5 separate regions of the Homo sapiens genome follow, and all the other regions are linked to region 1. A link is a contact called in ENCODE Hi-C or POLR2A ChIA-PET data. All regions are on one chromosome and are shown on one strand. The core of a region is the stretch at or near the end of the contact, and the rest is flanking DNA. Distances in the headings are between cores, read along the strand shown. Region 1 holds the start of INTS6-AS1 (INTS6 antisense RNA 1). Region 2 holds the start of LINC00345 (long intergenic non-protein coding RNA 345). Region 3 holds the start of DLEU2 (deleted in lymphocytic leukemia 2). Region 4 holds the start of SPRYD7 (SPRY domain containing 7). Region 5 holds the start of TRIM13 (tripartite motif containing 13).

Evidence for each region. A loop is a pair of places that touch in the nucleus more often than their neighbours do. ChIA-PET counts read pairs that join two places held with the same protein, here RNA polymerase II (POLR2A). Pooled maps may share reads with other maps.
Region 2: POLR2A ChIA-PET joins it to region 1 with 18 read pairs in endothelial cell of umbilical vein. The contact joins the promoter of LINC00345 here to the promoter of INTS6-AS1 in region 1. A Hi-C loop is called at or near these places in 1 of 168 maps with a recorded cell type or tissue (naive thymus-derived CD4-positive, alpha-beta T cell), 1 of 37 single-sample maps with no recorded cell type and 8 of 50 pooled maps. POLR2A ChIA-PET finds 5 or more read pairs at or near these places in 5 of 52 experiments (CD4-positive, alpha-beta memory T cell, T-cell, activated naive CD8-positive, alpha-beta T cell and 2 more).
Region 3: a map of gastrocnemius medialis shows a loop between it and region 1 (5-fold over the local background). The contact joins the promoter of DLEU2 here to the promoter of INTS6-AS1 in region 1. A Hi-C loop is called at or near these places in 5 of 168 maps with a recorded cell type or tissue (CD4-positive, alpha-beta memory T cell, ascending aorta, gastrocnemius medialis and 1 more), 2 of 37 single-sample maps with no recorded cell type and 19 of 50 pooled maps. POLR2A ChIA-PET finds 5 or more read pairs at or near these places in 6 of 52 experiments (CD4-positive, alpha-beta T cell, CD4-positive, alpha-beta memory T cell, HepG2 and 3 more).
Region 4: a map of natural killer cell shows a loop between it and region 1 (11-fold over the local background). The contact joins the promoter of SPRYD7 here to the promoter of INTS6-AS1 in region 1. A Hi-C loop is called at or near these places in 4 of 168 maps with a recorded cell type or tissue (CD4-positive, alpha-beta memory T cell, ascending aorta, naive thymus-derived CD4-positive, alpha-beta T cell and 1 more), 3 of 37 single-sample maps with no recorded cell type and 15 of 50 pooled maps. POLR2A ChIA-PET finds 5 or more read pairs at or near these places in 2 of 52 experiments (GM10248 and activated B cell).
Region 5: a map of CD8-positive, alpha-beta T cell shows a loop between it and region 1 (36-fold over the local background). The contact joins the promoter of TRIM13 here to the promoter of INTS6-AS1 in region 1. A Hi-C loop is called at or near these places in 4 of 168 maps with a recorded cell type or tissue (CD4-positive, alpha-beta T cell, CD8-positive, alpha-beta T cell and naive thymus-derived CD4-positive, alpha-beta T cell), 3 of 37 single-sample maps with no recorded cell type and 17 of 50 pooled maps. POLR2A ChIA-PET finds 5 or more read pairs at or near these places in 2 of 52 experiments (B cell and CD4-positive, alpha-beta T cell).

Annotation. Positions count from the first base shown.
Region 1 is chr13:51,451,836-51,456,650 of GRCh38, reverse strand. INTS6-AS1 (INTS6 antisense RNA 1) reads right to left here and starts at 3,306. Exons shown (of 2, transcript NR_103812.1): 1 at 3,233-3,306; 2 at 1,935-2,648. It overlaps INTS6 (integrator complex subunit 6), which reads left to right and starts at 3,615. Exons shown (of 18, transcript NM_012141.3): 1 at 3,615-4,236; 2 at 4,596-4,673. The coding sequence starts at 4,126. RefSeq lists silencers at 2,850-3,169, 3,260-3,459, 3,690-3,949, 4,190-4,459, 4,470-4,589 and 2 more and an enhancer at 3,580-3,629.
Region 2 is chr13:52,598,039-52,603,033 of GRCh38, reverse strand. LINC00345 (long intergenic non-protein coding RNA 345) reads left to right here and starts at 2,671. Exons shown (of 3, transcript NR_184203.1): 1 at 2,671-2,816.
Region 3 is chr13:50,123,465-50,128,400 of GRCh38, reverse strand. It overlaps DLEU2 (deleted in lymphocytic leukemia 2), which reads left to right and starts at 2,860. Exons shown (of 14, transcript NR_152566.1): 1 at 2,860-3,099. The region is part of intron 2 of DLEU1 (deleted in lymphocytic leukemia 1); the gene reads right to left. RefSeq lists silencers at 2,408-2,737, 2,768-2,977, 3,298-3,807, 3,888-4,397 and an enhancer at 2,029-2,739.
Region 4 is chr13:49,933,538-49,938,819 of GRCh38, reverse strand. It overlaps SPRYD7 (SPRY domain containing 7), which reads left to right and starts at 2,480. Exons shown (of 5, transcript NM_020456.4): 1 at 2,480-2,690. The coding sequence starts at 2,585. RefSeq lists enhancers at 1,500-1,549, 2,420-2,669 and a silencer at 2,130-2,379.
Region 5 is chr13:49,993,895-49,998,578 of GRCh38, reverse strand. It overlaps TRIM13 (tripartite motif containing 13), which reads right to left and starts at 1,537. Exons shown (of 2, transcript NM_213590.3): 1 at 816-1,537. DLEU2 (deleted in lymphocytic leukemia 2) reads left to right here. Exons shown (of 14, transcript NR_152566.1): 11 at 1,160-1,505; 12 at 4,618-4,684. MIR3613 (microRNA 3613) reads left to right here and starts at 2,078; the gene lies at 2,078-2,164. RefSeq lists silencers at 1,801-1,930, 2,521-2,570 and an enhancer at 2,111-2,240.

The sequences.
Region 1 (4,815 bases), core at 2,057-4,556:
GGCCTGTAGGTACCACTTAGCATGAACAACCTGGGCGCCATGGGCACTGTGGATGGCAGGTTAATGGCAGCAGGATCCACACAGGCTCCTGGGCGGAAAGGGGTGGGTCCCCGGTAACGCCAGGGGTCAGGCTGCCAGTTCCATGCAACGGAGTGAGAACTTATGGTGCTTTCTCCAGGCCTGCCCATGGCTGCGCCATGGACCAATCAGCACACACTTCTTCCTCTCAGAAGCCCATAAAAACCCTGGAGTGAACCAGACTTGGGCAGACAATGAGATGACCTGCTTGCAGACAGGAGCTACCCACTGTGGGTCTATGGACACTGTGGGTCTCCTCTGTGGAGAGCTGAGCAGATGACAGGACCACCTGCCTGCTGAGAGGAACTACCCATTGTGGGTCTCCTCTCTGCTGAGAGCTGGACACTTATTGGGATGACCTGCCTGCAGAAAGAAGCTACTCATTGCCCTCAGGTCTCCTCTGAGCTGTTCTGTCACTCAACAAAGCACCTCTTTGCCTTGCTCACCCTCCACTTGTCCACATACCTCATTCTTCCTGGATGTGGGACAATAACTCGGGACCTGCCAAATGGCATGGCTGAAAGAGCTGTAACACAAACGGGCTGAAATATGCCCCTTGCTTGCCATGTTGTGGGCAACACAACAAGAGAAGAGAGAAGAAGAGAAGAAGAAAGGAAAGAGAAGGGGGAAGAGAGGAGAGAAGAGCTGTGGCCCTTTAGGAAGCCTAGACCTAGGAGCTCCCTGTGACAACCTCTTTGGGGCTCTGCAGCTCCTGGCATCTCCAAGCTTCCAGGTGCCACTGCATTCCCTGGTGCCAGCTGTGGAAGCTGCTTGCAGTACACCTGGACCAGCCACAGCCTTGCAAGGGGCCAGCCCCTAGAGCTGCCCGCCCTCCTGCAGCTGGCATGCCGGGCTGTATACAGTGGCCGGACCCCATGCTTGCTCGCTCACACACCCCTCGCTGCTCCGCACCTGGCTTGCACTTGGCAGGTGTGGGATCCAGGCCGTAGTATGAGCAGAGTGCAGCCTGCTGGGACTGGTGGGCAGAATGAGCCCGACCAAAATTCGGGCAGAGGTGCCATTTTTCCAGCTGGAAAAGTGACACTCCAAGGATCCTGTGACAATGGCTCCACTGAAAAATGATTTCGAATAACTGTAATAATAGGTAAGGTCATTGTGAACGCATGTTAATCTTCAGTAGTCTAGTTTGATTTCTTTCAAACATTGCTTCTACTTAGCAACGCAATTGAAAAATAAATCTCCAATTTATAGGGGAAAAAAAACCTCCATAGATTGGAATAAAGGCCCTCTACTGTCTAGATCTCACCTGTGTTTCTAGATCTTGTACTATTCTACATGCACCTGTTGCTCCAACCTAGCTGAACTTCACTGTTCCTCAGGAAGCCCTCAGCAATGCTGTCTTAACTTCCTTTCTTCACATTTTCAATGTCGGGAAGATCTTTTCACTAGCAGCTTCCCCTTCCTTTACCCATATCCAAATCCTACCAGTCCTTTAAGACAGTGTTTCTTAAAACTGAATAATGAACAGACTCCTAAAATAAATTCTTATGATCCTAGAGAATGTTTTCAGTAGGCTGGGGTCCACAGACCAGTTTGAAAAGCACAAATATAAAGAACTAAAGAGCAATTGTATAAAATTATGCAAATGATCAAGTTGAAAGACAAATTTCATCTTTATAACTGGTAAAATAACTCGTATTTTGCCATAGAACTCTGATTCTTATCTTCAGATCTATGATCCGTTTAAGAAACACTAAGGCAAAGCTGAAACCTTGGAAAATGTTCCTGCATCACCCCAAGGTAATACATTTTTATTTTTTCTGATTTGGTGTCTAACAACTTTCTGCCTTGGAGTAGCTAGTAATATGTAGCATTTTCCTAGAAAACATAAGCTCTTTGAAGACAGGGACCACATTTTATTTATTTTTTATATGCACCACACCTAATACACAGTACATCCTCAGCAAGTACTGGCTGTAAAGCCTATATTCCATGCTCTTATTTTGTAGTCCAAATCACTTTAAAAATCACACTTCTTCTATTGTTCATACTCATAGAAGAGCATATTACTCAAATAGCTCTGCTATAAATTAACAGTAAGTTTCAGAAGTTATACCAAGTCACGAGACTCAGATTTTTAAAAAGTGCCACAAAGTGTCTCTTCTGTGTCAATGTTAATAGAACCCTTTCTTTAAATGATCAGTAGGCAAATTAAGAATTTCCGGATAAAGAACAAACTCTGGAAAAACAAAGCTAGTGGGAGAGGCCCTGTAAATACCTACCTAGTCTTACAAGGGCTGTCTCTAACTCAGCTTGTATTTTAGGCAGCGTCTTCAGTTTTTCAACTAATGTGTTTGAGAAAACTGTTTTCCTCGGACATGCAGGCGTGGACTCCTTACTTCAGGTAAGGTGACAGCAGCTTGACAGAGAGTGCCTTCCCTCCCACGGCATTTGGGACGAGGCTGAAGGAAAGACACAGGCGGGGTTACGGGAAACCCATTCTCTGCGCCATCTGGGCAAGCTGAAGTCAGTTTTTCCGCTTTCTCACGAGGTAATGGATTATCATGGGCTCAGGTCCCCTTCAGCTCTGAAACAGGTATTCTATGGCTCTAAGTAAACACGGCAAGAGACAGGTTATTTCTTTGGTAAGATCAGTTGTATTTCCCAGAGAATAAAACGGGCAACAAACCATTTATCGATATGTGAGTCTTCCCCCTAGGCCCTAGCTATTTGGGGTTGGATAAAGAAAAAGAGGGTTTGCTTCCTTTTTGGCGGGTCCTCCAATGACAGGGCTCCTGGCCCGCTGCGGGTCCAACTCCCACCTCTCGTGGCTCCCCCGAGGCCGAGCGAGGCTCCGTGCGAGGACAGCCCCTCAACCGCACTCCCCAGAGGGAGCGCTGGGACTCGCGGAGGAGATTAGTCCCCGGTCATAAACAACCTCTCACTTCCCCTCCCCCGCCCGCGCCCGCTCGCGCCGGGGCGGCGCGCCGGGGCGGCCCTCCGAGGCCCAGGAACCTCCTCCGGCGCCCGCGAGGCCCCGAGTCCTCCTCCGGAGGGCGGCTGCGGGCCTGCCCTCTTCTCCTAACCAGGTGTTTGTCCACTTTACTCAACCCTTCTTACTCGTCCACGCTACGGCCACCTCACAGGGGCGGCTGACGCCAGCCCCTTTTTCCCTCCCCTCGACCCCTATCACCTCCAACAGCCAAGGAGAGGCCGGCGGCCCTGACGCGCAGGCTCACCGCCGCGGCCGCCCCGCGCGCGCGGACGCGGCCCCCGCCCCCACCTCGCGGTCCTTCCGCAGTCCGGCCCCGCCCCTTCCCGAAGCCCGCCTCCGGGTCGGCCCGCCCGCCCGCTCGCGCGCACCCGACGCCCCGCCTCTGCGCGTGCTCAATAACTGTCCCCGGAGCCGGCCTACAAGCTTCCCCCGCCCCTGAGCTGTTTAAATATGCTAATGAAAGGATAGGGCCTGACCAGTAGAACGGCGAGGCGGTGTATCACGTGGCTCGGGGACGTGTCAGGGGCGGAGCCTCCGCAGCCCCTGCCCGAGTTAAAACCGGAGTGTGAGAGAGAAAAGCGCTTCAGTAGCGAGAGGGGCTGAGAAAGTGGTGACACCGCCGGGGTGCGGAGGGAGTCCCTGAAACTTCTCCCAACAGCCCCAGGGCCAATCTTCCCTCAGCCCACTCCCCTCTTCGCCAGCTCCCAGGTCCCCACTCCTGTACCGGGGGTGGGGTGGGGAGCCAGGCCCGTCTCCCGCTGGGACACACACAGGGGCCGGGAGCGGGGACGGGACCCCCGAGGCGGGGGGGACGAACCGACAGACAGACGGCTGGGCGCCCGCCCCAGCGGGCAGGCAGGCAGGAGGAGGCGGAGGCGGGGGTACGACGGGGAGCACTGGGTCTGGGGAGTTTCCTCTCAACTATCGGGGGAGAAACTCCCCGCAGCCGGAGGAAAGACCCAGACAGTGTTTTCCTCCCGGGGGCCGTGCTCCCCCGCCCCGCGTAGCGGCGGTCGCCGCCACCGGCGCCTCCACCTCTACCATCTCCTCTTTCTCCACCACCTCGGGCCCCGGTGTCCCCGGCCAGCACTATGCCCATCTTACTGTTCCTGATAGACACGTCTGCCTCTATGAACCAGCGCAGCCATCTGGGCACCACCTACCTGGACACGGCCAAAGGCGCGGTAGAGACCTTCATGAAGGTACCGACTGACCGAGCCCGGGCGGCGACCCCGGCCCGGCGGCCCGCGGGCGGCAGGGTGGGGGAGGGCGGCCGGGGCGGGGGTGTCGGGGACCTGACTGCGGGAGCTGCCGGGCTCGGGGACCCCCTCCCCCACCGCGCGGGCGGGCGGGCGCTGCGAGCCGGGTTCGGCCGGGGCCCGGGCTCCGGCCCCGGGCGGTGTGTGGGGAGCGATCTGTGTGTGGGGGACGGCGTGGAGGGGTGGCCGCTGCGTGTGCGGTACTGTGGGGGCGGCGGGGCCGCTGGGCGCCCCTTCTCCGCCTCGTAACCTCGCCTCTGTGCTTCCCTGTCGCCCGCCCTGTTCCTCCTCCCGTCCCGCAGCTCCGTGCCCGGGACCCTGCCAGCAGAGGAGACAGGTATATGCTGGTCACTTTCGAAGAGCCGCCCTATGCTATCAAGGTAACAGCCCTCGCCCTCCCCCTTTCCTCCCTTCCCTTCCCTGTTCCTTCCTCGCTCGCCCTCCCCGCCCCCCCATTCACCCTTCATTATGCTCCCCTCCCCCACCCGCTGCGCTCCCAGCCGCTGAGGTCTCTTCCCTGCG
Region 2 (4,995 bases), core at 1,422-3,921, 1.1 Mb before region 1:
GCTGAGCACCTGACCTTCTGAGTTGGACAGAACTTTATTGAGTCCCCGCTCTTCTCTTCACACCTGTGTAACTTTGGGGAGTGACCTGGCCTCTCTAAGCCTTGGTTTCTCCCTCATCCTCATTCTTCCTGGCCATTGGGCTAGGCAAGAGGACACAGCAAGTAAGTTGGACAGTGGACAAATGGATGAGAGTTTGTGCAAAAAAAGAGGTAACTTTGTAGATTAGGGATTAAAAACCTGAGCAAAATTCAGATTGTTTCTTATAGAACAAATTGAGGCTGATGGTTGCAAAGGGGAGGCGTAGAGAGGAGAAATGTGGAAGGCTCGGCAATGATGAGAGTTTGGAACAGCCCTTGAGGACAGGAGAGGAAGGGGCTCAAGGAAGACAAGACAAAGCATTAGGCTGGGGCCCAATGGCTTGCAGAAAGTACCAAGCGCCCTGCACGGTGGATTCTTCCAGCAGACTGAGCACAGGGGGTTCAGAGGAGCTGGTAATGCAGTCATACTGTGGCTGGGGTTTACAAAAGGTTAAGTGACTCACTAAAGGTCACACAGGGACATTTACACAAACATCCTGGCCCCAAGTCCAGTGCTCTAATCTGTAACCGGGTCTATCCTTTTTTTTTTTTTTTTTTTTTTTTTTTTTTTTGAGACAGGGTCTTGGTCAGTCACACAGGCTGGAGTGCAATGATGTGAACACCGCACACTGCAGCCTCGCCCTTCCAGGCTCAAGTGATCCTCCTGCCTCGGCCTCCCAGTGTTGGGATTATAGGCATGAGCCACCATACTCAGCCAAGTCTGTCCTTAATCAGGGTTCTTTTGGGTCTCATTTTCTTAAGCTGCAAAAGCCACTGGACCAGCTGATACTGCCAACCCCTCTAGGCTGCTGTAACTGTAGTTTCGGCTCCTGGATCTGCTTCCAATTAGTTATGTTCCCTGTCACTTTGGGTAAGTCATCCCAGCTCCACGGCTTGCTTCTGGAACTCAATTATGGTCCAGAAGCCCAAGTTCTAAAGTGCTGATTCTGATGAGTGCCCATTTACCAGGCACTCTGATCCCATCATAGCATCTACTATAGCCTGGGAGGTCTATTCATGTGTGCATTCATGTTAAGCACTATCACCAATCAAATCACTTAAATTGCATAGGTAATAATCCAACAGCACATCCAAACAAGGCTGAAAGTTGTAAAAGAAAATTACACTCTGTGTGTGTGTGTGTGTGTGTGTGTGTGTGTGTGTGTAAGAGACAAGATCTCTCTCTGTCACCCAGGCTGGAGTGCAATGGTGCCATCATAGCTCACCGTGGCCTCCAATTCCTGGCCTCAAGCAATCCTCCTGCCTTGGCCTCCCAAATAGCTAAGACTATAGGCATGTGTCACCACGCCCTGTTTAAGGAAGAAAATTGTGTTGAAAATGAAAATCAATACACAAAGGCTGAACCAAAACAATAGGAGGGCAGTGGCTGCGTGTTATGTTGAGTGGCTGTCTCAAGTAGACCAAGACTCTTCTGACCCTTTGTCTTAGGGCATTAAAGAAAATTACTCTGGGCAGGCCGGGCGCGGTGGCTCATGCCTGTAATCCCAGCATTTGGGAGGCCGAGGCAGAAGGATCACTTGAGGTCAGGAGTTCGAGACCAGTCTGGCCAACATGGTGAAACCCCGTCTCTACCAAAAATATAAAAAATTAGCAGGGTGTGGCCAGGCACGGTGGCTCACGCCTGTAATCCCAGCACTTTGGGAGGCTGAGGCGGGCGGATCACAAGGTCAGGAGATCGAGACCATCCTGGCTAACACGGTGAAACCCTGTCTCTACTAAAAATACAAAAAATTAGCCGGGTGTGGCGGCGTACGCCTGTAGTCCCAGCTGCTGCGGAGGCTGAGGCAGGAGAATGGCGTGAACCCGGGAGGCGGAGCTTGCAGTGTGCCGAAATCGCGCCACTGCACTCCAGCCTGAGCGACAGAGTGAGACTGTGTCAAAACAAAAAGAAAAAAAAGAAAAAGAAAAGAAAAGAAAATTACTCTGGGCAAACAACAGCTTCCTTGAATACTTTCACTTGTTTAATAAAATGTCAGAGAACCACAGATAGAACCTATAATTCCTTAGGGACTACAAGATCAGAGCTGACAGTGTTACGGTTTTCATCAGTGCATTTACAGAAATGGCATCAGATGGATTTCCTTTGGAGAAGGGGATTGGGAAATGCTTTTTTTTTTTTTTTAAACTGGTAATAAAAGAATCTACTTTCCATCTTTACAATTCCAGTATTTTCATACTTAATTTTAACTTACAGCCTTGAATCCCGAGTATAATTTTGTACTCAAATATAAGTTATAATTAAGGACTTGGCCGCCCAACAAGGTCAAATTAACTAAAAACTTAAGTCCTCCCAATCACTGATATTCCCAGCCCCTAGCCCTCATCCCCAGCCCAGCGGACTAACTAGGGTCCGGCCTCAGAAAGGGTCTCGGGGAGCCCAGAGGTAGGAAAGCACCCGGAGACGCAGGCCTCCGCCTTCTCCAGGGTCTGCAGGCAGCGCTGCGCGGGGTCGCCGACTGGGCTGGGCTGGGCTGGGCTGGGCGCGCCGCGGCCTGGCGCCCACTTCCGCTCCTCGGCAGCTGCGGAGCGCCCCGGGCGGAGGGAGAGGGGCGCGGGGCGGGCCTCGGCGCCCAGGCGGCGTGACCTTCCCGGGCGTCCAGGGAAGCGGCGAGAGCTGCCACGCACGTGCCGCGGGACCCGCGCGCCGCCCAGGGATGGCCCGCCGGGGTCGCTGGAGAATCTCAGGGTCATCGGCCTCCTTCCCCCAGTGCCTACCTGGTGGGAACTGTTGTCCTCCTTTGCCCCCAAGTCGTGTCATTTGGCCGCGGGCTTCCGCGCCGCCAGGGCGCCATCGCTGGGCAGCACGGAGCCGCTTCTGAATGGAGACTTGCAGGCTGCCAGACAGTGGGCGGCTGGGCAGGGGCGGCGAGCGTTCAGGGCCGGGCAGAGAAAGTGGGAAATGTCTCCTTAACCTGTTCCTTGCGAGGCCGGGGAGGAGGCGCGCCTGTCCGGGTTCCTTGGCGGCAAAACTGGTTTGCATCCGGGCGCCCTAAAGCCCGGGCTCTGGGGACTAGATGGCGAGCTGGCCGGCAGCTCCTACCGCCCCAGCTTTAGCCAGAAGCTGGGATCTTCCCGCAGCAGTTAGTGTTCCCTGGTGGAAAATGCGGCCTCATCTGACTCTACCGTCCAAAAAAGTTTTTTCCCCAAGGATCGAGAAGGACGGGTGGTCAGCGCTGTTGTTTTCTCAATCGAACCCTGGTGTAGTGTGAGAGGGATCAAAGGCGCTGAAGAGTTTTTCTATTCCAAGTGCTACAGCAAGCTCATAAATCAGTTCTAATTCATGCTGAACAGTCTTGCCTCCTCCAAGCCCTGTTTCTTCTCCCAGCTAGAGCTACACATAACCTGAATTAACCCGTTAACTACCCACTCCTGAGTGAATCTGTTAGTACCCACCATTGTTTTCTATCTTAATAATTCCAGAAGTGGTTATTTGTAGAATTTAATGTGTTTAAGTTTGGCTCACCTAACGGGGTTGAATTCACACGGGCAGACAGAATGCAATGTGATGTGACTTTCATTCCTTCCAAGTTACAAAGGAAGTGGCTGCGCCAAAAGAAACAAACGCATTGAGGTTTATCTGGGAGGCCAGACTGGACATGCCCTGTCTTCTCAGTTGCCTTTGTTTTTTTCCTTCCTCCTTTTTCCTTTTTTTTTTTTTTTTCCTAAAATGCAGGGTTGGGTGTTTTGTGATGTTTTTGCCCAGGTTGGAATACTCGGATCAAGTATTGGTTTGTAGGCACAGACCTGAAGGACAGGACTGAACTGGCTCCTCTGTCACTGACTAGTTGTGTGGCCTAGGAGACCTTGTCTTGCTCTGGCCTTAGTTTGCCTTCTGGAAAAGGATTAGGACCCTGATATACTTTTTTAGGAAGATACCAGATGGCCATCACCTTTTCAGCCTAGTAAATGGTCCTGTCTCTCCAGGTCTATCAACAGCATATAAATCAGTGTCTTGCACTTCTAACTTAGCTGCTTTGTTAAGTACTGTGCCTTTGTTGCCATTGGTTTTAAATTTTTTTTGTAAATTAAGGAAGATTCTTGAAGTCTGGTCATTGGCAAAATGCTTCAAGTAGTTAAAAAATCTTCTCGGTGGCCACTGTTTTCTGTTGACGTTCAGGATGACACTGGTGTTAGGAAGTCACTTGGTGTTCATCTCTGATCCAGCACGACTGGGGTCACGCGGCTCCTCAGTGCGATGACAAATAAATTGTTCCTTATTATTCACAAAGAAGTTACTTGAAAATTATACAGGATTGGTTGTTGAACTGGATATTTTAGTCAACATTTATGAAACCCATGCCTCAGCAATAGTTGACTTTTGTCTAAAGGGAGAGGAATACATTCTAGTTTTCCCAAATGCCCAAGGCTCCAACCGAAACATACTGAATCAAGATTTCCAGAAGAAAGGCCTGATAATTAGAATATTTAATACGTGCTCCAGGCTGGGCAAGGTGGTTCACACTTGTAATCTCAGCACTTTGGGAGGCTGAGGTGGGTGGATCACTGAAGGTCAGGAGTTCAAGACCAGCCTGGCCAACATGGTGAAACTCCGTCTCTACTATAAATATAAAAATTAGCCTGGTGCAGTGGCATGCACCTGTAATCTCAGCTACTTGGGAGGCTGAGGCAGGAGAATCACTTGAACTCCGGAGGTGGCAGTTGCAGTGAGCTGAGATCGTGGCCGTTGCACTCCAGCCTGGGCGACAGAGCCAGACTCCATCACAAAAAAAAAGGGGGGGGGTGGGGGGTGCTTCAGGTTATCAAGCAAATTTGGACACAATGACCGAGGTGTTGTATTTCAAAGTGTGAGTCCGTGGACTGGCATTGTCCATCTCACTCGGGAGCTCATCAAGACGCCAAATCTCTGGTCCCATCCGAGGCTATTGAATCAGAAGCT
Region 3 (4,936 bases), core at 1,611-4,110, 1.3 Mb after region 1:
TTATTAAATAGAATAAAGTTAAGTGTTTATTGGGCTTAAAGATGGGGCTCTTCGACCGTTTGGCTACATAAATGTGCTAGAGCAACAGAGCGAGCGGCTCGCAGGCCAATCTGCCAGTGTTGGTTCGCTGGGAAAGGGGGCGAAACCGAGGACACTTTTAAGCTGACCAGATTGGGGTTGGCTGCCCTACCTGCGGGGTGGCTGTGGGGAGTTACCCTCAGCTCTGAAGATGCCTCCCCTTAACTGAAAACGTCTTTGGCCGGTAAAGCCGCCCACGCGGGCCGCGCCTCTTCCAAGTCTGCGCAGGCCGCCTTTGTCCCTGCAGTGACTGCCGCGAGGGCAAGGAGCGAGCGCGGAGAATGTCACCAGAGTTTATTGAAGTGTTTATAAGCCGAGAACTCTGGTTTTTGCGGGGAGGCGGAGTGCTTATCCAACTTCACTGGAGCAAAAATTCTGTGGGCCTAGAATCCCAGGAGGCCTCTGCGCACCCTCGCTGGGCGAGCCGGAGTCCCGGCCTCTCCCGAGGATACGAAGCCGGGGGTCAAAGCTTGCCCCCGCGCCATACTCCTTTGCCTCGTCGAACTTTCAGCACGGTCCCATTCAGTCTGGAATTTCAGCTCAAGACCCGGGCCAAAAGTTCCCTGCGGAGTTGGTATATTAACATCCGCGTTCGCTTTTCCAAGGGGGTTGAGGGGCTCCGGACAACTTCTAGCAGCTCCCGGGCGCCCTCCAGGGACCGCCCCCACCCAGTTTCTGCGCAGCTCGGGCCCCCACCGTCGCCTCGCGACCTCAGATCTTGGCCTCCCACGGCCGCGCTCAGGGAAGCTATTGCAACTGATGCGCCCCGGGTGCTTTCGTTTTGCTTTCGCTCCCTCCTCTCCGCAGCTGGGAAGACTGCGCAAGAACAAAGTAGGGGCGAAAAGCGCGTGTCCTGACAGTGTGTCGGGGACACTGCAGCTTGGCGCGAAGCTAGGGCGGGGAAATGAAGGCTGAGGCCCGAGGCCTCTGTATCTCTGCCTCTCGCAGGTGTGGGACGGGCCAGGGGGCCCTGCCTTGTTTTCTTCATGCAAGGAAAAGTGGTTTGTAGATATTCAAAACAAAATTGGCGCAGAAACGAATTCGCCGTCTTAGGAGTGCTGTGGCAGGGCACAGCAGAAGCAGGAAGACGGGCGGCCAGGGCCTTTGCCTAAATTGGAAGGAAACCAGGAGCGAGCGCGCCAGCTCCCGCACCAGGCTCTGAGTACCGTTAGGTGTGAGGGGACCAAAGCGCCGTCCGGTTCGCTGGGGGGTCGACTAAGCTCCGCGTTTTGGAAGCCCAGCAAACACTGCACAGGTTCGCTTTACTTCCTCTCGCCTTCTTTAGAACGAGTGCACACATTGGCAGCTGACGATCCCACCACCTAGTCTCCCTCTTAAAAGAGGGCAGGCAAGCCTGGAAAGGTTTCCCAAATAGAGGCAAACTTATTGCTGTCTTGACTGGCCCAGCGAAAGCGCTCTCAGCACTGGCTGAGCCCAGTGCCCAGCCAGGAAGCTCGGCTCGGGTTGCGCGAGTCCTTGAAGAGTCCCCCACGGCCTGCAGTTGGCCCGAATGAGGGTCTGTGCGCGGGAACGGTTTCCCCAAACCCCTTAAGTAATAACATAACCCTTCCAGACTGTTCATCACACTGTTCAGCTGCCAGGAAAGGTGCGACGCGCTTCTTGCCCTCGTCCCAGCTCAGCTCTAGTTTCTTCCGCCAGTGAGCTGAGAAGCCAAATTATTTTATTCCCACCCTGTAAAGTTAAACTGCAATATACATAAATCACTCAGGGAAGCTGCTAAGATAAATAACACTCAAATGAGCTACTTGCACTTGGTATTGTTGTAAGGCCTTCCTCTGGTGTTTACCGCCCTCCTTGTTTACATGAAGCTCAGGAACAGCGGCTTTAGGCCGGTAGGGAGCTCAGTTTCATTTCAAGGGTATGGCAAGGCCTATCATTTCGTCATAAGGCTTTGAAGGAAAGTTCGTCTGTTTTTGTCTCACATCTAACTTCCAGTAACTTCTCAAAAACTATATTCTTCCAACTGTAGCTCCGGTCTGCAAACTCCCTTCTCCCTAGCTGTCCGGGAAGGGGGACTCGAGCTCGCGCAACGCCCCGCTGCACCTGCGGAGGAGGGAGAGCGTCTGGGTGCGCCATGGAACGCCCGCACCGCGCTTCCCGCGCTCCGCCCGCCTGCCCGCGAACGGCTGCGAGCCACCCCCGCATCCCTCACACCTCTGCCCTCCCCAGTCGTGCGCGGGAGAGGGGGCTAGCACCGCAATGCCTGGAAGAGCGGCCGCGCGAGGGGCCTGGGGACAGGACAGCCTCCCGGCTCCGAGGCGAGGCCCGAATGCGCGCACACTCGGCGAGCGGGGCGGCGACTGGGGAGCCGGAGACGAGAGAGGGCGGAAGTGCGGGACGCCCCGCAGCACTCCCACAGGTCGCGGAGCCCGAGATCCTCGTCGGGTGGCGAGGGCGTGGGTGCCCACGCTATGCGTGACGCCTGAGCCGCGGCCCGAGCCCACGAGCTGGGTGAGGCCGCTGCCGCCGCCGCCGCCACGAAGCCTGGCGGGCGGCGCGGAGCCCCGGGGAGCTGGTTTTCCCGGGCGGGCACGTGACGGGGTTGGCAGCGTTCGGGCCCCGGCTGGGAGGGGGAAGAAGCGGGGAGCAGAAGGCCGCGGGCGGGCGGCTGGCGCGCTGTGTACTTAGGTCGTGTGCTGGGGCTTTTCTCTCCCAGGAGCCGGCGGGGGGAGGGGAGGGGGAGGGGCCACCGCTCCGCCTTCTCCTTTTCGCAATGTTGACGCAATCTATAAATAGTGGAACAAAAGGACCAACTTCCTCGGAGCTTTGCTGAAACTGCACAAAAAATCGAGCCGGGGGGTTCCCTGGTCCCCGGCGATGGGGCGGGGAGCGCTGCGCCGGGGGAGGGGGCGGGCGCGGCGGCGCGGGCCCCGCCGAGGGGGGACACCTGGCTGAGGCACAGCTGCCGCCGTGCCTTTCCGCGCGAGCCCAGAGCTCCGATCCCTGCGCGGGCTCGAGAGCTCGCCCCGAACGGGGGTCTTCCTCCTCCGCCGTTGACAGGTCAGTCCGTACCGCCCCTTTCAACACTGTGGGCTTTCTTTTTCCTCCCCCGAGCCTCCACTTTTAGAAGGGAACTGAGAGGAAAAATAGAACGAGGCGCTGCAGCAACAGCCAGCAAATCTGCAACCCCAGCAGTCCACACGGCAGGGGTGGCCGAGGGGGCTCAAGGAGGCGGTCCCCGCCTGGCCCCTCGTCGTATGGCCGGTGCCTGCGCCGCAGCCAAAGACGGAGGACTGGCGTGCGCCACCCGGGCGGTAGGGAGAGCGGAGGCGCGGGCCGCCTTGCTGGGGTCGAGGAGGGGCTCCCGGCTGCTTCTCTCGCCCGTGGGCCGACCCCCGGAGGCTACGCGTCAGGGCCCGGAGGCCGCTGCATGCGCCTCGCTCCCTCCGAGCTCGGACCCGGCGCCTCAGCTTCGTCCTCTAACTGCTGTGGGAGGATGGAGCAGAGAAGCGCTGTCGCTGCACGCCGCCGTGCCCCCTGGCTCTGGTGCCCACGCAGCCAGCAAGCACTGAGCTGGGGGGCAGGGTGGAACCGGGGCACGCTCGCTTCTCGGAGCCTCGGACCTGAGCGCGAGCGCCCGCCGCGCCGCCGTGGCGGTTCCACAGGGCGCGGGGAGGGGGCGGAGCTGGCGCTGTTGACAGCGGTGCCGGAGCGGGGAGGGCGAAAGTTGGGGAGAGGGGGCGGGGGAGAGGTGGGAGTCGGGGCTGGGGGAGAGAGCGCGCGCGCGGGCTTCGGCGGGGAGAGGGGGGCCGGGTCATGTGATGTACAGACACCCCCGCTACAGGCTGGCTGCAGGGGTGACGTCACCACCCTTGACTGCAGGGGGTGGCACTTCCGCTCCCTCCCCAGCTGCTCCCCAGCCCCTGGCACCGCCGGCTGGAGCCCTTTCGCAGTTTGAGTGGGCAGAGGGAGAGAGGGGTTTTCCTTCTGGCCCCAGCCCGACTGCTTCTCCCGCCGCCCGGAGTCCCCGCCCTGGGACCGGAATGGGAGCCGCGGCCGCCCCCTCCCGACGCGTCCCATTGTGTGAGCGGGCGGCGCAGGGCGGAGGCTGGTGCCGGCCCCCCGCAACTCTGCGCTCCCGAGGGGGCGGGGGCGGACCCCGCGCAGTCAAGGCCAGGTCCAGCCGCCCGCCGGCTCCTCCTTCCCCAGAGCGCCGTCCGCGCGCGGGAAGTCCGACGCTGTCGACTCGGTCCGGACACCGCGGCCTCGCCCGCGTCCCTGGGGCGCCGGGTGGTGAGAGACCCGCTGGGCCGTGTGGGCCCGCAGTCCAGCCCAGCGGGTGTGTGGTTGGAGTCTGTCACAGAGCCCCGAGGGACGCGATCCCAGCAGTCGTTACGCGCTATTTGGGGAAACTCGGGGTTTTGGTGACTCAGCGCGGTGAGCGCTATTTATAGGTAGATGCGTTAGGAGAAGGGAAATAAGCTTCGCTCGAATCCGTCCATTCGTCCGCCCGAGGACTGCAAAGAGCTCCGTTTGGAGGCAACAACTGAAAGACTTCTGAAAAAGATTTGGCAGTTAGAGCCTGTGGTATAAGACATAGCAGGCCTCGCCAGGAGACTAGTTACAACAGTTCGTCTCAAAAAGTTAGAACGTTTTCTGGAGTAGATGGAGGATTTTAGGGACACGTCATGACCCGTAGAGTGTCTTTTTGGGTGTTAGTGTGTGAACCACGAGCAATAATTCAGGTGAAAACCGAGCAGTCCTCCCAGTAGATCGCAGTCTATCAAGAACTGCGTTGTTAGTTGCAGGATTTGTAAAATACATAACATCATATGTGGATAGGTATTAAAAAACTGAATGATGTTGAAAGTTGCTATGCAATATTCTGTAACAGGAA
Region 4 (5,282 bases), core at 1,231-3,730, 1.5 Mb after region 1:
AAAAAGGGCAAATCTGCATTTTGAACTGAGAGCATGTTTAAGAGGATTATAGCATTAATTATAAGAGAAAGAATTTGAGAGGCAGTGTTAAAGCAAACTAAATATGGCCTGAGAAGGACTCTGTACTTCTGTATTTGAGTCCTTGTGTACGAACTGTAACCTAGGTTAATAGGCAGACAAGCTTGAAAACCTAATTTAGGAGTATGCACCTGTAACAATAGCTGAGTCTTGGCCAATCCCAGCGGCCATACTTCAACCAGTCATACACTGCTGATTGTTCAAACTGTGTTCAAATAAGGCAAACGCCCCCCTGTAACCAATGCAGCTGTTTCTGTATCTCACTGCTGATTTCTGTACGTCACTTCCCTCTTTTTGTCTAAAAATTTGTTCTGACCACGAGGCATCCCTGGAGTCTCTCTGAATCTGCTGTGATTCTGGGGGCTGCCCAGTCATTCACTGCTCAGTTTAACTCCTTTAAATTTAGTTCAGCTGAAGTTTTTCTTCTAACAGGAATCAGACTGGTAAGCCTTGAATCCTACCTGTTTATCTCCTGCTCACCTGAAGTTGTAAAGTTTAGTACCTCTAGGCCTATTTCTTCACCTATAAAATGGGGACAATACTGACCTTGAAATCTTGAAATAATTCAACTAGATATATATATATGAACGGTAGAAAAATTTTGTCTCTCCAATATTCTGTTAAAATTCTCACCCCCTGCCCCGCCCCCAGCACTTCCCTGGGGTTAAAAAAAAAAAAAAAAAAAAAAATCAAAGCACTTAATTCCCAGCATAACGATGAAGGTTTGTCATAAAAGAAAATTTCTTGTGTGAAATGATTACCAAGAAAGTACTGCATACGCAATGGGGGAAAAGACCAACCCTCAATCAGTTTAATAATCACCTTGGTTATTAAATTCTATGGTAACTTAATTTCAACGTACAAAACTTTCCCTTAGTATTGTAATGAAAACACCATTTATAGAAAGAGAACCAGGAACCTGAAAAATTCCCCTCATTGCATAGATAGAAATCCTCCTTAAAAAACATTTATAACTCGGGTCACTAAAAGTTACGTATGGGAAATCATTATTTAAGTAGTGGGCATTTTATGTCCAGTTTCCCAGGACTTGATGATCCATCCCTAGGGAAGCCTTCAGGATGAAACTGATCTGGGAACAGAGGTTTGAGCTAGGTTAATTCTAGAGGTCGTCCCAGACATTTCCAGATGCCAAGCGGTATCTTTTTTTTTTTTTTTTTTTTTTTGGAGACAGAGTCTCTGTTGCCCAGGCTGGAGGGCAGTGGCGCGATCTAGGCTCACTGTAACCTCCGCCTCCCGGGTTTAAGCGATTCTCGTGCCACAACCTCCTGAGTGGCTGGGATTACAGGCGTGCACCACCGCACCCAGCTAATTTTTGTATTTTTAGTAGAGACGGGGTTTCACCATGTTGGCCATCCTGGTCTTGAACTCCTGACCTCAGGTGATCCGCCCACCTCAGCCTCCCAAAGTGCTGGGATTACAGGCGTGAGCCACTGCACCCGGCCTGAAGATGTAAAATCTACCACGGAAGGATGATCTAAGTGGGGAAGGAGATGACAGGTGACAGCCTCCCGTGTGGAAGCAGAAAGTAGCGGACGGTAGGAGCCGAAGGCTTCCCTCGGGACCCAGCAGACTTCCCGCAGCCTCCTGGGTTCCCGTCACATTCCTCGGAACCCTCAGTGCACCAGACAGGGGGAGCTTGGAAGAGGCAGGTCAAGAATCGCCCCCGACCCCGCCCCAGCGTTCTGCTCCCAGGGCGGCCTCCCACGCGCCCCGGACCACGCAGCCCGATGGGCCAGGTAGGGCGCGTCTCTGCACCGAAAATGCATTAGGGCCCGCGTGAGCCCCGGTGAACATCCACAGTGCAGTCACTAACAGGCATTACTCCTGGGGCCCACGTGAGTCTATTTAGCATGTGAGGGAAACCAGCCACGGCAGGGAGACTGGGGCTCTCCGTGGTGGCAAAGCCTGCTCAACCTGGGCCCGCGGAGGGAAAACTCGGAAGTCATTTCCATTAGCTCCCCTTCCCCCAAACTGATTCGCTTCTGTCAATCCATCCCTAGAAATAATGTCGAGGCCGGGACCAAGGGGTGCTGCGTTTTAAAAATTCTGCATAGGAAAACCCCTGGAAGTACTGAGGGACAGACAGCCCCACTCACCTGTCAGCCCTGGGGGCGTGCGCGAAACCGCCCAAGGAGAAAAAACCAGCTGGTGCGCAGGCGCACGCCGTCCCACATCCGCAGGCCCGCAACGCCACGCCCCCTGCCACGCCTCCGCGCGCCACTAGCCCCACCCGTCTCCCCGGCCCAGCCCGGCCGCTCGCCCTGTCCGGTCTCTCCCCGGCCCCTTGATTCTCCGCGTCTTCCTCGCAGGCCAGCCTAAGCTCAGCCTGCATTGCGCCCTCCCGGCCTAGGGTGTCGCTGTACCGGCCTCCGAGCTCCACATAGACAAGTCCGGACCTCGGGCGGGGGCAGGAGACGGAGCTGAGCGGCGGGGGGCAGTGTCGCCTCGGTCTAGGGACGGCGGCGGAGTCGGTGGTCCCTGCGCGATGGCCACCTCGGTGTTGTGCTGCCTGCGGTGCTGCAGAGACGGGGGGACTGGCCACATCCCTCTGAAGGAGATGCCGGCCGTGCAGCTGGACACGCAGCACATGGGTAAGGGCCCTCCCTTCCCCAGACCCAACGGCTCACGGGGGCCGGGCGCGGCGGGCAGGGGGACCTTCAGGGTCAGAGGGTCCCCACGCTGCCCCGCCGCGCCGGCGACGCTGCGCCGACACCATTTCGTCTCGCAGATCTCTCCAGAAGCCGGCGGACTCCACCTGGGCCCGGTTCTGTGTTCAAGGCTGCGCAGCCCTCTCTGTGTCTGTCATCGCGAATGGGCGTGTGGACCTCCCATTTTCACAGGAATCTCGGAGGCTTCCTCCGGAGATGTCACACGTCCTCGGGCGAGGGGGCGGAGAGTGCCCTTCTGGCGCGCCCCAGTGAAAACCTACACATTTTCAGAATGCTTCTAGGTCCGGTCTTGCTCCTCCTCCTGCCCTGACTGTCGGTCCTGTCTCTTGAGCCCCATCATTTATAGGTTGAATCCTATATTATTGGAAGTAATTTTCCTCTCACCTCCTAAAGTCGAAACAAGGCAGACTGCAGAAGTCTGAAGTCGCACCTCAGGTCAGAACTTGCCATTTCAACTAAAACCTCCCATTGCCCGACTCCTTAGTCATTGTGAGAGGTACTGTAATTTCATCTGACTGGCCTCTTCCCAACAGGTCTAACTGTTGAAAAATAAAATAGCACTTTGCTCCTTTGCATCTTGCTTTATCCTTTTAATTCCAAATCCATATAATTTATCTAACATTCTTCCTCTCCCATCATAGCCTCTTTCACCACCTTATTATTTCTTAGACTTTTCCCAGGTAGTTTCATGCTTCTGGAATGTGGTTCTAGAAGGAGAGATTTCCCAATATAATTATTTCAGTTAGAGTACTGTCTTTTTGTGGATTATTTTATTCTAACTGTACTTCTGCACTTTTGATTTTTTACACGTTTCTGATTGTTTAAAGGACAGTGCATTGAAATAAAAAGGCACTTCTTAATATTTATGATAAAACTCTCTCGCCCAGTTTCCTTATAATTCTGGAAACACTCTGCCCACTGTATTTTTGTATAACACATACTAAATGTGATAACTATATAATCACCTTGTATGTGTGTATTTACTTTTAATTCTCAGATCTCCCAAATGTAGTACAGAACCTTAATACATAAGTAATCTTTAAATTATTTTTTATCCATCATTATTTATAGACGATGGAGTTCAAATTCTATAGTTTTCCTCAGAAAATATTTCCATTTCAGTTACTCATTTACTGAAGTGATATTTATTAAGCAATTATCAGGTGGCAGGCATTGTTATAAGTGCTGAGAATATAGTGAAGGACAACCATACATAATTCCTGGAACTCATGATCAACTGCAGCACTTCTTCCTATCTTTACTGTTAGACTCTTGAATTACTGCAGTCTCCTCTTTGGAGCATTCCTTTTCTCTGTCATCTGTTTCCTCTAGGAAGAGCTGGTCAGATATACTCATTCCACTGTGTTTTATTTCTCCAAAGCTGTCCAGCAACTGTCAGCTACTAACTGGATGAAATAGAGTAATGTCATCTCCAAATTTTCTAACTGCATGGAAGTTTTTTCTTCTTCTTTTCTTTTTTTTTTTTTTTTTTTTTTGAGACGGAGTTTCACTATTGTTGCCCAGGCTGGAGTGCTGTGGCACAATCTCCACTCACTGCAACCTCCGCCTCCCGGGTTCAAGCAATTCTTCTGCCTCAGCCTCTTGAGTAGCTGGGATTACAGGCGCCCACCATCAAGCCCGGCTAATTTTTGTATTTTTAGTAGAGACAGAGTTTCACCATGTTGGTCAGGCTGGTCTCGAACTGACCTCGTGATCTGCCTGCCTCTCAGCCTCCCAAAGTGCTGGGATTATAGGGGTGAGCCACCACGCCCGGCCAGGAAGTTTTTTCTTAGCCTGTCTTTCTATAAACTTAAATTATTCAATCACAGAGGAGCCTGATTTGAGAACCTGAATAAAATGAAAGAAAAGGGTTGTTGAGTTAGAAGAACATGTTTCAAGCATGAATTGATCTTGACTTGAAAATAGAAACACATGGATTTGGTGGTGTGAAAGATTATTATATTAAATAACCTAAAAAATGTGATTGCTTTTTTTTTTTTAACAAAATTGTCTGTATACTTCAAGTGATTCTCCGAGGGTTGTCACTTATTTTAGTGATGTTGTATTACTTAAAACCACTTTGGAATTCCTCTTTTGGAATTTTCTATGGCATAATTTTTGTAAGTATTATCATTGATGCCATATCTTTGGCTTTTAATTGTGAATCGACATTTTAGAAACAAATGACTTCCAAGGCAGCTACTTTGAAAGGGACACCGCTCATTTGGAAATTTATGTTTCTTAAAACATCCTCTGTGGCTATGTTTATGTGGCATTCTGGCTGTACTCAAATTTGCCTTGACCGTCTAAGCAGCACCAATCATTAAAAGTACAGATTCTAAAACCGTCTGTGTACTTAAGAGAAATGGGATAAGCTTAAAATGATTCCCTAATGACTCATAAACACCCTGAATATTCTTTCTTTCTTTTTTTTTCTTTTTTTTTTTTTTGAGAGGGAATCTCGCTCTGTCGCCCAGGCTGGAGTGCAGTGGCCTGATCTCAGCTCACTGCAAC
Region 5 (4,684 bases), core at 288-2,787, 1.5 Mb after region 1:
AGAATTCCATAAACTACGAAACTATACAAACATAAATAAGGTTTAATTACATATGGCAAACTCTACACATTTAAGGTGTTATTTTGGAGCATCAGTGTATCAAGCAAGAAAAGGTTCTAAACTTGAACTGTGATTTCAAGGCAAGGCAAAACAAATATTACATAAGGTATCAGGTACAAAGCAGTGTCATGAAAATGAGCATATCTGAACAAAAGCTGTGACAGAATTAAGGCCAGATAACCTATCATAAATGTATAGAATGAACAGAACAGCCCGGTTTTAGGAAAGGACTTCCCAGGGAGGTTTAGTAAGCCAGCTGGGAGAAAGGAAAAAAAACGTATTTTTAGGGAGGGATAGGGACGCTCCCATTGTGCAAGAAGGAAGTATAGCCGGTTAACAGCTCCATCAAGTTCTACTAGAAGGAGTGCCTATGTAAATGAAATTCTGCTTTTAAAGTGCCTATTATATAAAGGTCTCTAGAAAACTCAAGCCCTGTTCTACAAGCCCTAGCAGCCTGACAATTCACTAAGCATAGGAGAAGGGAAAAAAAAGTAGGAAAAAAGTGTGGAAGCCCCTTTCTTCCTTTGTAATATGAATGTTTGGCTATATTTAAGATAAATACCACATAAATAATTGCTAAACGTGAATTCTGTTTTTCTAAGTTTTAACAAAATATGCAAAGAACAAAGACCACCAATGAAAGTGGATGGGAACATACGTATTCTACACACAGTTCCATTTTGGAAGGTTCTAGGGCCTATTGAAATTGGGTGTTTAAAAAAAAAAGATAACACAGGAAAATTATTGTAGTTTACCTCTGTCTCCTACAAGCTGATGTATTTGGCAGGGTTACTATTTCCCAGGGCAAAGCAGGTCTTTTTTTTCACGTTTTGACTAACGAACTAGAGGCTACTGCAAAGAAAGAAGAAAAAGAACAGTATTAACGCATTTATTTGCACAGCACCCCAATCTTGACCCTCAATTTTTTCAATCGCCCCCACAAATAAAGCCCGGCTGTTTAGACCTGGTGAACCGCCAGGAGCCTGGAGCTCTTTGTATTAAGCAGCTTCTCGGTTAGGGCGCCCTCCCCCGGCGCCATGCAACCAAACGCTGGCGGCGCGCTGTAACCTAAGGCCCACACCCGTCTTTTCTTTTCTAGGGGATGTGGAGACGCTGGTAGCGGGGCCAGGAAGGCTCCGGACGGAGCAGGTTTTCTGGACCACAGACACACTGCCCCGGCGCCCTCCGCAGGCCGCTCCTCCCCAGGCCCATGACAGTGCCCCGCTGGTTTCTGCCGCGCTGCCGGACTGGAGCTCAGACGGCCTTCGCCAGCCCCCCCAACCCACGCAGATCCCTGCTGACCTGGGCAACTCCCCACCCTCGCTGAAGGTTCGAGGACCACCCCGCTTTCCCGAGAGGAGCCGGGCGGCGGGTACTTATCTCCGACCTCCGGCTAGTGGGAAAGGCCGCGCGACCGCCCGTCCTCCAACTACAGGGACCGCACGGTACGCGCCAAGCACAGCCCCAAAATGGACTCGCGGCTCCGGCTAGCTCCGCCCCCTTCCCTCTCCCGCTTCCCCTTCCCCTCCCGTCCCTTCCCCCTCCCCTCCCGTCCCTTCCCCCTCCCCTCCCGTCCCTTCCCCCCTCCCCCTCCCTTTCCCCTCCCCCTCCCCCTCCCTTTCCCCTCCCCCTCCCCCTCCCTTCCCCGTCGCCCGCCTCCGCCTGCACCTCCGGCCCCGCCTCCCCGTCCCGCTTCGCCTGTGTCCCGCCTCCCCGGCCGCGCCTCGCCTTGGCGGAGGGAGCCGGGTGGTGAGACCGCGTTCCTTCCGGCGTCTCCAACCGCCGCCTGCTCCCGCCGTCCACCCGCGCGGGCCGCCTGGGACGGGGAGGGCCGGGCTGCGGGCTTTTCTCCCTTCCAGAGTCCTGCGCCCGCCCAAAGCCCCCCCGCAGAGGCTGGGCAGCGGCTCCGGGAAGTGGACGCCGTTTGCCCAGACGGTGGGCTCGACTGAAGCGGCGCGGTCCCGGGTGGGGCCGCCCGGGAAGAAAGTCTCCCAGTTAAGCTGCCGTGCAATTAAGATGGTTGGGTTTGGATTGTTGTACTTTTTTTTTTGTTCGTTGCATTTTTAGGAACAAAAAAAAAAGCCCAACCCTTCACACCACTTCATCCGCATCTCAAGACCAGAAGCCGACCCCAGCGGCTTGGGGAAATGGAGCCCCGCACCCCACAAGGGGGAGGGTGGGACGGGCACCTCCGCACTGCGCGGCCTGCGGAGTCACCGATTCGCGTTGGGAGCGCGCCAGGAGCGCCAGGGCTCTAGCCGGGGGCTCCGGGCAAGGCGCAACCAGAAAAGGGTTCAGTATCCCCCATCACCCCCACCCCCAACCGTACCCTCTTTCTTTGCGGGCTTTAGGCAGGACACCAGAGACCCAATTCTATTTAAAATTCTCTTTTAAGAAAAGGAACGCCTGTTTTTGCCTTTGGGGGAAAGGATGAACTTTCAAATTGGCTTTAAATTATCCACCACTAACAGTTACTCAGTCGATAACCTGACTATTCTGACGTCCACCTCCCGTTTGAGGACCTTGCCCAATAGCAAACGTACTAAGCACTTAACCAGTGAACGGTGTGAAGGATGCAAACATGGATGATGAAGGAATGGCTCCTCCAGAATTTACGATCTTGGGAGAAGTGAGGCGAGTATAGAATCTCAGAACACGCTGTAGGATTGAGTTCGATCCCAGTTGAGGAAGTTTGGGTTTGGGGAGGAAATAGGTTATTTTGGAGAAACGGTATTCAAAACCTACCATAAATAGCAGTACAGCCCGTTGACTAATAATGCTTAGCCCAACCCCCGTAAAAAGCCCCTGGCCACATCCGTCTCCTGAGATTCCCACTTCTCTGTGTGCATCTCCCTTCCTGCTATAAGAAACCTAACTTTGCCTTCGTAGAACACTTCTTTTAATTTCTGTCATTCAGTCTCATAACACTGTGTAAAAGAAATTATGATCTTCATCCTATATAGATGAGAAAACAGGTGAAGTGACTTTTCCAAGGTACAAAAGCAAGAGGCAGAGCTGAGGCTAAAGGCAGCTTCCAGATATGGGCTCTTTCTACAGCACCATAACTGTCAGTGACAAAACTGCACCCCAGTACCTTACTAAATTTAGTGTTTTTAGGCCAGGCACGGTGGCTCACGCCTGTAATCCCAGCACTTTGGGAGGTCGAGGCGGGCAGATCACCTGAGGTCAGGAGTTCCAGACCGGACTGACCAACATGGTGAAACCTGGTCTCTACTAAAAATACAAAAATTAGCCGGTCATGGTGCCGTATGCCTGTAGTCCCAGCTACTTGAGAGGCTGAGGCAGGAGAATAGCTTGAACCCGGGAGATGGAGGTTGCAGTGAGCCGAGATCCTACCACTGCACTCCAGCCTGGGCAACAGAGCAAGACTCCGTCTCAATAACTAAATTAATTAATTAATTTAGTGTTTCTAAAAAAACAAAGTGATCTGTAGAAACATCTCATTTATTTGTTGTCATTGTGTGTTGATTGATTTTGAGACAGGGTCTATCTCTGTCCCCCAGGCTGGAGTGCAGTAGCATGATCATGGCTCACTACAGCCTCAAGCCCCTGGGCCCAAGTTATCCTCCTCCCTTAGCCTCCCAAGTAGCTGGGACCACAGACATGCGCCACCACGCCTGGCTAATTTTATTTTTTGTAAAGATAGAGTCTCACTATGTTGCCCAGGCTGGTGTCAAACTCCTGGGCTCAAGTGTTCCTCAGGCCTCAGCCTCCCAAAGTGCTGGGATTACAGGCGTGAGCCACCACACCCAGCCATATGGAAACATTTCAGATATCCTAATATTAAAATGATATTTCACAAGACTGGACAGTTATTAACTCATGTGAAAGGAAAATCTTGGGGCCCCAAAATCACTAAGCTAAAGGAAAAAGTCAAGCTTCGGAGAACTGCTTAGGGCAAACCTGCCTCCCATTCTATTCAAAGTCATCCCTCTGCTCACTGAGATAAATGAATATCTGATTGCCTCCTTTGGAAAGGGTAACCAGAAACTCAAAAGAATGCAGTGATTTGCCTCTTATCTCCCTAAAACCTGGAAGCCCGCCCCCTGTTTTGAGTTGTCCCACCTTTGCTTCAAGTCGTCCCACCTTTTCTGGACTGAACCAGTGTTCATCTTACACACGCTGATTGATGTCTCGTGTCTTCCTAAAATGTACAAAACCAAACTGCTCTGACCACCTCGGGTTCTGACCTCCTGAAGCTGTATCATGGGCACGCATCCTCAACCGTGGCAAAATAAACTTTCTAAATTAACTGGGACATGGCTCAGATTTTTAGGGTTCACACGCAAAACCCACAAATTATCCTTAATATAATTATATAATATATATTTATGTAGTTAGATCTGGTTGGTGGTAGATACTAATACACTTTTGCCCAACTAAGTGTAAAACACATTAAATCTGTATAGCAATCTCTAGACTATTACACAAAATTAACTACTAACTAGAAAACACAGTATATTAAATTCTCTTAAGTGTGGAAAAATGGAGAAGGAAGAATAACCTTTTCTCTCCTCCCGTGGTCCTAATACACAGAACAGCGACTGGGAAACTGCCACTAGAAAAAGATGACTGTCCAACTAAAACCTGCATACACAGCTAC